2 separate regions of the Homo sapiens genome follow, and region 2 is linked to region 1. Evidence: chromatin contacts called from ENCODE Hi-C or POLR2A ChIA-PET data. All regions are on one chromosome and are shown on one strand. The core of a region is the stretch at or near the end of the contact, and the rest is flanking DNA. Distances in the headings are between cores, read along the strand shown.

What was found. A loop is a pair of places that touch in the nucleus more often than their neighbours do. ChIA-PET counts read pairs that join two places held with the same protein, here RNA polymerase II (POLR2A). Pooled maps may share reads with other maps.
Region 2: a loop to region 1 is called in a map of sigmoid colon, with 9 times the contacts of the local background. The contact joins the enhancer-like site here to the promoter of ZNF398 in region 1. A Hi-C loop is called at or near these places in 1 of 168 maps with a recorded cell type or tissue (sigmoid colon) and 4 of 50 pooled maps. POLR2A ChIA-PET finds 5 or more read pairs at or near these places in 2 of 52 experiments (activated B cell and activated CD8-positive, alpha-beta memory T cell).

What each region holds. Positions count from the first base shown.
Region 1 is chr7:149,144,165-149,149,167 of GRCh38, reverse strand. ZNF398 (zinc finger protein 398) reads right to left here and starts at 1,715. Exons shown (of 6, transcript NM_170686.3): 1 at 1,402-1,715. The coding sequence starts at 1,425. It overlaps LOC107986856 (a long non-coding RNA gene), which reads left to right and starts at 1,807. Exons shown (of 2, transcript XR_007060581.1): 1 at 1,807-2,185; 2 at 2,816-5,003. RefSeq lists silencers at 801-850, 991-1,140, 1,435-1,606, 1,271-1,910 and enhancers at 1,216-1,789, 2,221-2,270, 2,364-2,937, 2,938-3,511, 3,512-4,085.
Region 2 is chr7:150,408,506-150,413,438 of GRCh38, reverse strand. LOC728743 (zinc finger domain-containing protein LOC728743) reads right to left here. Exons shown (of 3, transcript NM_001395976.1): 3 at 969-3,279. Among named protein-coding and RNA genes, the nearest start is that of LINC00996, 23 kb to the left of the region's middle. Within about 2 kb of position 3,683, at least 2 of the 41 ENCODE cell types and tissues checked have a DNase peak (open chromatin) inside an H3K27ac peak, as active enhancers do; they include sigmoid colon, where a contact is called at or near this core.

The DNA of each region.
Region 1 (5,003 bases), core at 466-2,965:
TCATCTATTTATTTTTTAACTTCTCAAAAATTTTTTTTATTTTAGAGACGCGGTGTGGACTGCCTCGAACTCCTGGACTCAAGTGATTCTTCCGCCTCAGCCCCCGGCCTAGCTGGGACTACAGGCGTGCACAACACAGCGCCTGGCTTTTTACTTTTTAAACGTGACGCCTAGAGAATTTAAGCAGGGGTGTCCAATCTTTTGGCTTCCCTGGGCCACACTGGAAGAACTGTCTTGGGTCACACATAAAATACTGATCATGATAGCTGATGAGCTAAAAAAAAAAAAAAAAAAAAAAAAAAAAGACAAAGAAAAAGGTCCGTGCATAAATCTCATGATGTTCTAGGAAAGTTTACGAATTTGTGTTGGGCCGCATTTAAAGCAGTCCTAGTCCGCATGCGGCCTGGGGGCCGCGGGTTGGACAAGCTTGATTTAGAGTTTTGTATGCGGCTTCCCTTATATTTCTATTAGCCAGGACTGGCACAACACAGGATCATCGCTACCATCCCACCTATACACAAAAAAAAAGGTTGGAAAAAAGAAAAACAGGTCCAAGAGTGGAGGTGGCACTTCCCTCTGCTCTACCCCCTACCCATCGCTGCTCTTCCTCCTTTTCCCAGTCACCCCTCATGTGCCAGGGTGGCTCCTGACCCAGTACAATTGCTCTCCTAGAGGTGACCAAAGACCTCTTGGGTGGCAAATGCGATCAGTGCTTTCCCCGCGGCCTGACCGTCCCCTTCTCATTCTACGGGGCTGCGTGCAGGCGCGGCCCGGTCGCCTCGGTCGCCCTGGCAACTGGCCGCTGCCGGCCCCCGCAGGCCTTGGCAAACACCCGCGAATGAACCGCCACGCACGCGAGGCCACTCCAGCCTCCGGGTCCGCACCATTCATTCGGCAGCTATTTCGGGAGGGCCTCCCGCGTGTCCCGAGTCCGGTGCCGGGAGCCCAGGCGTCACGCAGCGCGGCGGGAATGCGCCTCCGCACACTTAAATGCCGCCCGCGCCACCGCTCAGATTGCTGGTGACGAACGCTCCCGCGGCCGCGAGAATGGCTGACGGCTCCCCAGCCCAACCCCGCTGCGCGTCTGGCGGGCAGGCGTGGGGCTGACACGCAGCAGGCACCCCCTCGACTTCAACCCAACTGCAGGGCCCCGGGTCTCATAGCTGCCTGCGAGTGCCCCTCAGACCTGCGGCCCAGCCTGGTGTCCCCGGGTGGGCGGTTTCACACCCACCCGCTAAGTCCCCTCACGCGAGGCTGCAGCCGCCAAGCACGGGCGACAGGCGACGTGGCCGGCGGGACCCGAGAACGGCGCCTATGCCTGGCAGCTCCCTGCCCGCCCGCCTTCCTCCCTCGGGGTCTGGGTCTCGGGGGCTCACAACACTCGCGCGCGGCCGCCCTTACCGGGGCCGGGGCCGCCTCAGCCATGGCCCTGCGCTGTCTAGCCCGGGCCTCGGAAGTCGCCGCCGCTGCCGCCGCTGCCACCGCGCCCGGCTCCAAGCAGGCCCGGCCGCCGGGTCCTCTCCACAGGCGGCGCCGACCCGGCCCTGCCTTCCCCGCACGGACGGGACTCACGCGGCCGTCGGGGCTCGGGACGCGCAGGAACGCGGCGGAGGCGCGGTGCAGCAGGCGGCGGATCAAGCTGGGGTCGCGAGGCCGACTCCGCCGCACTCCACCCGCAGCGGCCCCTCAGCTGGCGCTTTGTGGGCAGCGAGTGCACCGGGAACCGCGCGGGCCTAGACGCGCCGCAGGCTCGCGCTGCCCAGCCACCGCGGCCAGCGCGCCCCCTGCCGGCCCCTGCGGCCAGCGCCCCCCGCGTCGCCTCCGCCCCTCCCCCCCAGCTCTTGGGCTTCGGTGTGGGGAGGGTTGTTATTTGGGGCCCACGTGTGTTCCGCTTTCTCACATTCCCACGAGAAGGTTCAGCTCACCGCAGTTTAGGACCCAGCCGCAAAGCCGGGCTCATTCTGGGGAGTGATTTTCTTCACGGAGGCTCGATACGCAGGCGCCGTCTGCAGGCAACAGCTTCTGCTGAAGGGCAGCCGTATTTAGAACAGCGGAAATGTGCAGGGTGAGAGTAAGGGGGACACGGCTGAAGGGAGCCTATGGGTGGAATGAGTGACGGAGAGGCACAATTTTGGAATGAAGAAGATATAGATCATTTGCGGAAATTACAAATGTGGTTGCCAAGGTGAGGCGGTTCAGGTCCCACGCGGCCTGTGTTGGGATCAATAATATTTTAAGGTCTCCTTCACATCTCGGATTATTGACTCTCCGGGGCCTGGTCTGGAAATAGGATTCTTAATTTTTGTTTATTTATTTATTTAGAGACGGAGTCTCACTCCGTCGCCCAGGCTGGAGTGCAGTGGCGGGATCTCGGCTCACTGCAACCGCCTTCCGGGTTCAACCGATTCTCCTGCCTTTGCCTCCCAAGTAGCTGGGATTACAGGCATGTACCACCATGCCCAGCTAATTTTTTTTTTTTTAAGTGGAGACGGGGTTTCACCATGTTGGCCAGGCTGGTCTGAAACTCCTGACCTCAAATGATCCACCCGCCTTGGCCTCCCAAAGTGCTAGGATTACAAGCGTGAGCCATTGCGCCCGGCCTTATTTATTGATTTATTTAGAGACAGTCTCCCTCTGTCGTCCAGGCTGGAGTGCAAGTGGCACAAACAAGGCTCACTGCAGCCTTAAACTGCTGGGCTCAAACGATCCTTCCCCTCAGCCTGCCCGAGCATCTTGGACTACAGGCGCAGCTACCAAGCCCGGCTAATGTTTTATTTATTTGTATTTATTTATTTACTTATTTATTTTTCTGTAGAGACAGGGTCTCGCTATGTTGCCCAAGCTGGAGGAAGTGGAATTCCTGAGAGCAGCAGAGATCGAGCTTGGGGTTACGGTTTGCTGCGTCTGAGCAAAAGGACCTGCGAGAACAGGCCGAGCGCAGTGGCTCACGCCTGTAATTCCAGCACTTTGGGAGGCCGAGGCGGGCAGATCACCTGAGTTCCAGACCAGCCTGGCCAACATGGTGAAACCCCGTCTCTACTAAAAAATACAAAAATTAGCCGGGCGTGGTGTCGTGCACCTGATATTCCAGCTGCTCCGGAGGCTGAGGCAAGAGAATCGCTGGAACCCAGGAGGCGGAGGTTGCAGTGAGCAGAGATGGCAGCACTGCACTCCACCCTGGGCGACAGAGCTAGACTCCATCTTAAAAAAAAAAAAAAAAAAAAAGGACCTGCGAGAACAAAGTGTTTTCTGGTGAGGTTGTGTTTTAAGTCAACAGAGTGTGTGTAACAGCAGTAGGTTCCTTGCCCAATGCACATAGCAAGTCTATATGCAGAGACACCAGGTTGCAGCAGAGAAAGAGGTCTAATCATAGGGCCACCTAAGGAGGAGACAGGAAGAAGCCTCACATCCATCTCTGCTAGGAATTTGGGAATTTGGGGTTAGAGTTTGTAAGGGTAATGGAGTTGACTGATTGGTGGGAGAGTGCTGGTGAAATCGTGGTACAAGGAGATGAAGAAACTACATTCTCATGCTCATCCCATTCCTCTGTGGGGGGTCTTCAAACTGGTTGAACTCAACTGTTTCACCGGAACTCGTGGTCTGAAAAACATCTTAAGCGATCCTTAAACAAAAGCCTTATGATTCTAATGTCAGAGATCCTGTCTACAGGAACAACAGGGATGCAAATCAATTCTTAGTCTGATGTCTGAAATCCTATCTATAGGAACAATAGAGATGCAAATGTCAGTATCTAGTGCCTTGTGACTATTAGCAACAAGGAAGTAGGCCGAAGTGCAGCCTGATTAATGCTTAATTATAACTATATTTCTGTCCAGAACCTGCATGCAATTTTTGTGAACCCTGTTGGGGCGGTTTCATGTGTGTGGTGATAGGATAAGCACATGACCCTGGTTTTCCAGGAAGTCTTCATTTCAAACATGTATGAATCAAACCCTGCTAAACCTGTATTTCAACACATGAATCAAGTCAATGCCCATAACAGTATAACTATCTGTAAATCACAAAAGTATGAGAACTATCCTGTTGGGGCAACTGCTCTTGAGCAGACTAAGTTACTTTTCGCCTGTGGCTACATATGCAGTCCGTAATTTGGGATTTACCTGAATATACATATTTGTCAGATGGTGAATGCTTAATAATGAAAATTGCCATTCTCTGACTCACAATATGAGTAGATTACAAAAAAATAATAATCTGAATTTTCTTGGAAAGAAAATTCTGTTGTATAATTTTATTATTTAAAATGTAGTAGCCGAGAAGCCGGGCACGGTGACTCACGCCTATAATCCCAGCACTTTGGGAGGCCGAGGTGGGTGGATCGCCTAAGGTCAGGAGTTGGAGACCAGCCTGAACAACACGGTGAAACCCCATCTCTACTAAAAATAGAAAAACTAGCCGGGCGTGGTCGTGGGTGCCTATAATCCTAGCTACTCAGGAGGCTGAGGTAGGAGAATCACTTGAACCTAGGAGGAGGAGGTTGCAGTGAGCGGAGATTGCACCATTGCACTCCAGCCTGGGAAACAAGAGTGAAACTCCATCTCAAAAAAGAAAAAAAAAAATGTAGTAGCCGAGCACAGTGGGAGGCCGAGGTGGGTAGATTGTTGGAGCCCAAGAATTCAAGGCCAGTCAGGGCAACCTGGTGGGACCCTGTCTCCATAAAAAAATACAAAAATTAGCCTGAAATGGTAATGCACACCTGTCGACCCAGTTACTCGGGAGGCTGAGGTAAGATCACTTGAGCCAGGGAGGTTGAAGCTGCAGTGAGCTGTAATAATACCACTGCACTCCAGCCTGGGCGACAGACTGACATCCCATCTCCAAAAAAAAAGTAGTAAAGTTTTCAAGTTTGATGTTATAAGGCAAGAACAACAATTTCTGTCAGATGCTCCTATGGCCATTTAACAGGGACATTTGTATTACTAAATAAGACTTCCAACTGAGCTCCATAGAAAGCAAGGCTACCTCTCTGCTTTAATATGGTA
Region 2 (4,933 bases), core at 2,434-4,933, 1.3 Mb before region 1:
ACCCTCCGCTGTCTCAGATCCATTAGAGAAGGACTGGAAGCTGCCAGGCAGAAGGCTGAGCTGCCGGCTTCTTCCTGGCTGGGTCCGTGTGACCATCGAGTCACTGTACTTTTCACTTACACGAGCTCATCATTTCCTTTTTTGAAATCTGAGTTGAACACAGAACCCTGCCTGATTCACTCCCAACATCACCCACCCACGTTTCAAAGGTGCAGTCCCTAAGTTCCTTACTCACAGGACCCTCCTGGCTGACAGAGGCCATAGAAGAAGTCAGAGTCAGACGACGCAGCACAGGGTCACGGTGCCAAAGCGAGCCCACCGCACTCCAGCCAGGCATTCCATTGACGGGAAGGAAGTTACTTACCCAGGTCTCACGGCCACCCGGCGGCGGGCAGGACAGAAGGTCAGCTGTCCAGAGCGCTCTGCGAGAGGTGGTCTTCAGCCAGGTCCTACTCGGTGGGGAGGCCCAAAGAGCAATGGTAGAGTCTCTGTGCCACGCTGTGCACTCGCGTCCTTTCCATATCTACTTGTTTGCTTCTCACAACGCCATAAGGAAGAGGAGCAGGGAAGGGGACTAACCTCAGGAGAGGCATGTGCCTGGCCGAGACCTCCCATTGGAGACAGACCAGCACAGGGGCCTGGTCTCCCGACTCAAGCACTCTTAGCCGTCCACTGCTCAAGCACTGAGGGAACCGTCCGACGCTTCTCGGCAAGTCTGGCCTCACCGTGGGCTGCGCAGGCAGCAAGGGCTGCAGCCCCTATATGTGTGAGTCAGGTGCAAAGGGCAGTCACTGTGCAGGTGCCAGAAGCCTACAATAGCTCGTCACTGAGGCTCTGATGTGTGTCTTCTAGGGTCTTTGGTCACCAGGCAACCTTGAAACATAATTCCTCAAGAGATGATGGAGGCAGAGACAGAGGCCACCACCCTGCTCCCCGCTAAGCCCCAAATGACCACTCCTTACACAAGCTGATGTTGAGAGAACATTTATTCCACTCAGTCAGCTCCCGCAGGAGTCAGCAACCTGTAGAAATATCCAGGCTGGACGACCACTTCCGTGCACTCCTGCAGAGCCGGGGTGGGGGTGGGGGTCCCTGATGCTCCCACTGCCCCAAGGAGGTAAGAGCCTGAGGCCTCCGACATCCACTTTTGACCCAGGGGAGCCAGCCCACAGCCCAAGAAAAGGCACCCTTGAGTTAACTCACATACCCTCTCCCCACGTGCACTGCCCATTACCGGCCACCGACAAGCTCCAGCGCTTGAGGCACCAGTCAGCCGACAAGTGTTTCCTGAGAGTTAGGAGCCCAGTCCTGTGCTAGACCCTGGTAGGACTCAAGAGGAAATGACAGTCCCTTGCCCTCAGGGAGCTAACTGTCTAGTTAGGGACTCAAGACACACACGGAAGAGACTGGAGCGTCCATGGGACAGCACGCAGTTCGGGGGCAGGGGCTCACACCGGACCTGTTCGGAGCAGGAAGGAGGAATGTGGGCTGGGTGGTTTGGGAAGCCGGGCCCCGTGGATCAGAAGGGCTTAGCTGGGTAGAGGAGAGGAAAGGGGACATGTCCGAGCAGTATAGGGGAAGGCACAGAGGCAGGAACAAGCACAGCACAGTGATGGGCAGAGGGGGACACAAACTGCACCATTAGCACAAAAGGGGCGTGTGTGGAGGTTTCCTCTAGGTCGGCCAAGGATCAGAGCCAGACTGGAAGCTCCTGGGGCTGGGAGCACCTTCTCGTTCTCGGATCTCCCCCTGAGCATTCTGCTATTCCAGGGTGAGGCATACAGTAGGAGGTAACAATGTATGATCCAACCTGCATCGAAGACAGCAAGACTCCAGTGCAGGGATCCACAGGCTGCCCTCCAACCACGCTGACCCAAACCCATCCCAGCCCTGGTCAGTTTTGCCTTTTCTGATGTTCATTCTGGGGAGGCAGGTGAGAACTTGTAGCTTCCAGGCTGACTGGTTCAGGTGTGAAGATGGGAGGAGTCCTTGCCCTGCTGCCTGCCTGGGCCCTGTTCCCTTCAACTGCACTGCTGCATACTCAGAGAACACACAGAAAGATCCTCCACCGACCTCTCACCCTGCCCAGAGCCACAGGCACCAGGAGCGAGGCCCTCATCCTCTTCCTCCCCAGCCCACTGGGCTGAACACTTGGCCAGCTGGGAGGAACCGCTGACTGGGCTTGGTTGGTGGAAGCAGGATTCTTTCTCCCTGGGGCAGACTCAGACCAGACTCAAGCTCCCACCAGCGTCCACAGCAGTCCAGCTTCCCCTGAGACCACACAGTGAAATCAGAGCCCAGGCCAGGAGCAAAGGGCTCCTTTGTGGAAGCCAGCGGCCAGTCAGGCAGAACAAGAAACAAAACCAGAAGAGAAAATCTAGCCCAAGGGACCTCTGCCAATGTCTGGGGAAGGGAAATGAGGCTCCAGAAACCTGACGCACCATTCGTTAGGTCTGGGAGAAGGGAATGACTAAAAAGGGCTCCTCGGAATTCTTTATTCCTGAACAAGGGAAGGAGGCTTGGCCAGGGGGAGGGAGGGGCACTACTTGTACAGTGGCCTTGACTCGGGGCTCAATGTGTGACAGGTAAGGAAAGGGCAGCAGGTGAAGTCCCCAGGGCTGAGGTTCTTAGCCTGGAGTCCAGGGATGGGTTTCATTCAGGGAGTCCAGTGGCTCCTGAAATTGCTTGGGGTTTTTGAGTCTACGTCAGTTATCTGTTTTCCTAGGGAAGGTCCGTAACCTTCATCAGATTTTCCAAGGGCTTCGTGTCTCCAAAGAGCTAAGAAGCACTGCTCAGAAAGGAAAATGAAGCCTGCAGGTTTCATTCACATCTGGAAGAAGGTTTTGCCTCTAGAACCAGGTCTGCCACCAACTTGCTGTGTTAGCTTAGACCAATCACTTCCTGTCTCTGAACTCTAGCCAAGTGGTGGACCAGGCGGGAGCAGAGAAGCCAGCTCTCCACACAGGCATCGTCCTACCACCAGTGGCAGAGAGTGGGGGCCTGTGGCCAGGCAGCCAGGATGAGGTCTGCCCCAGCTGTGATTCCCACCAGGCCTGGAGAGTTTGTCCACCAGAGCTTGGAATCTGCTTCCAATTCCAGGCTCCAACCAGTCACCTCCACTGGTCACCGCAGTGCACCTCTTGAGGCAGGTCTTCTTACTGGATGTGTCCTCATGCCCGGGTGCAGTGCCAGCCAGGCCTCCATGGAACTCCATTCCTGGTCTCCGTGTCCAGATGGGTTCTGCACCTATCGGGTCTTAAGATCCTGCCCACTCTGCAACTGTCGACAGAAACAAAGAGATCAGGATCAGGTGTGGAGCCGTGACATGGCCCTGCCCAGCCACCCCTCTGGGGCTAGGAGGGAGCGATCAGCTGGCCTACCCTGAATCTGTCCTAGGGTTTGAATGAATCCTCTTTGTCCCCTACCAAGCACTGCAAGGATTACGAATCCCATTTACAGATGAGACACCTTGGGTTCAGGGCATTTTGGTGACTGACTCCAGGTGTCCGAAGCCCCTGTTTAATTTCATCTTTGCCACCAATGCTAGTCTACAGCACCTGGGAGTGGTAGGCAGAGGACAGTCTCCGAGGAGCCATAGCCACATAGCACTGAGGATGGGCAGAGGGGGCAGTGGGGAGGGACGAGTCTCCAGCACCCAGCACAGGACTGAATGTGCAGGTCCCCTCGAAGCCCCAGCTCCCTTCCTCCCAAACCACTCCCAGGGATGCCATGTCCCCTTCAAACACCCGTACCACCCCTAACACCCCTGCCCCAGCTCCTATCACATGGCCCCAAATCCTCCCTGCTCCATCGTCCACTTTTTAAGCAGTGAAGCTAAAAGGTTCTGGGATTCAGAATCCAAAACAAAGCCCTGGCTTCCACCTGTTGTACCCCTAAGTACCAACTGTGGTGTAGGCAAGCTTGGCAAACCTGTTTCCTCATCTGCCAAAAGGCTGAAGAGGCCCGTGCCTCAGAGCGCCAGCTTGGAACCAGAGGTCCTGGAGCAGAGTCCTGGCTGCCCCCTTTCTCACTGCCAGACCTTGGCCAGGCCTCTTAGCTGGGGGCCTTATGTTCTCTTGCCCAGATGACCCAAGCCCCTCGAGGCTCCAGCTCTTCCCACATCAGTCTGTCCTCACAGTGCCTCTGATTCTCCTCCTAAAGCATAAGTCTGAGATCATAGCACTCATCTCATTAAAAATCTCAGTGTCCCCACCCCCTGACCACGAAGTCCTTTGTAGGGCAAACCTCCCCTTGGGACACCTGGAGACAGTCACTGAACTATCAGGACCCCCCCTCCCTTGAAAACACCCTTCTACACACTTGCTCTTCCTAGAACAATTTTATTTGTCCCCATGACCTGGTTCAAAGCCATCAAACTCCCCTGGGTGACGAAGAGAAACCAGTCACCCTCCTCGGTCTCACCCCAGAGCACTTTGTAGGTTGGCCCCGCGTCACACACCGAGTGTGAGCACCCCGTGTCAGGGCCTGCGGTCCTCATGTGTGTCTCTGGGAGAGCCCAGCCCGGCACAGTCAGTGGCACATGGTGTGGCAGAATCAACTAAGGCTCTGTGCACCAGTGACCTCACCCTCTCTCATCCAGTAGCTGCAATATATCCCAGCGAGGAAGAGTCCCTCATCTATATCCCCAACTTACAGATGAGTAAACTGAAACATGAAGTGAAATGACATCTCAAGGACAGCAGAGAGTGTGTACAGGAGCCAGGAGGCCTAGGGGCTGAGGTTGGGCGTGGGGTTTGTGGAAAGTGGCCTCTCCAAGTCTCTTTCAACTCTGACATTCTGGGGATGAAGATCCGGTAAGCAGCTCATCACAGAGAAACCTACAGCCCGGTACCCAGACCGCCCCACCTGCCATCAAGAATCAACACCACGCACTCCACCCCCACCACTCCCAGCCCTGAGAGGGGCTCTGGCC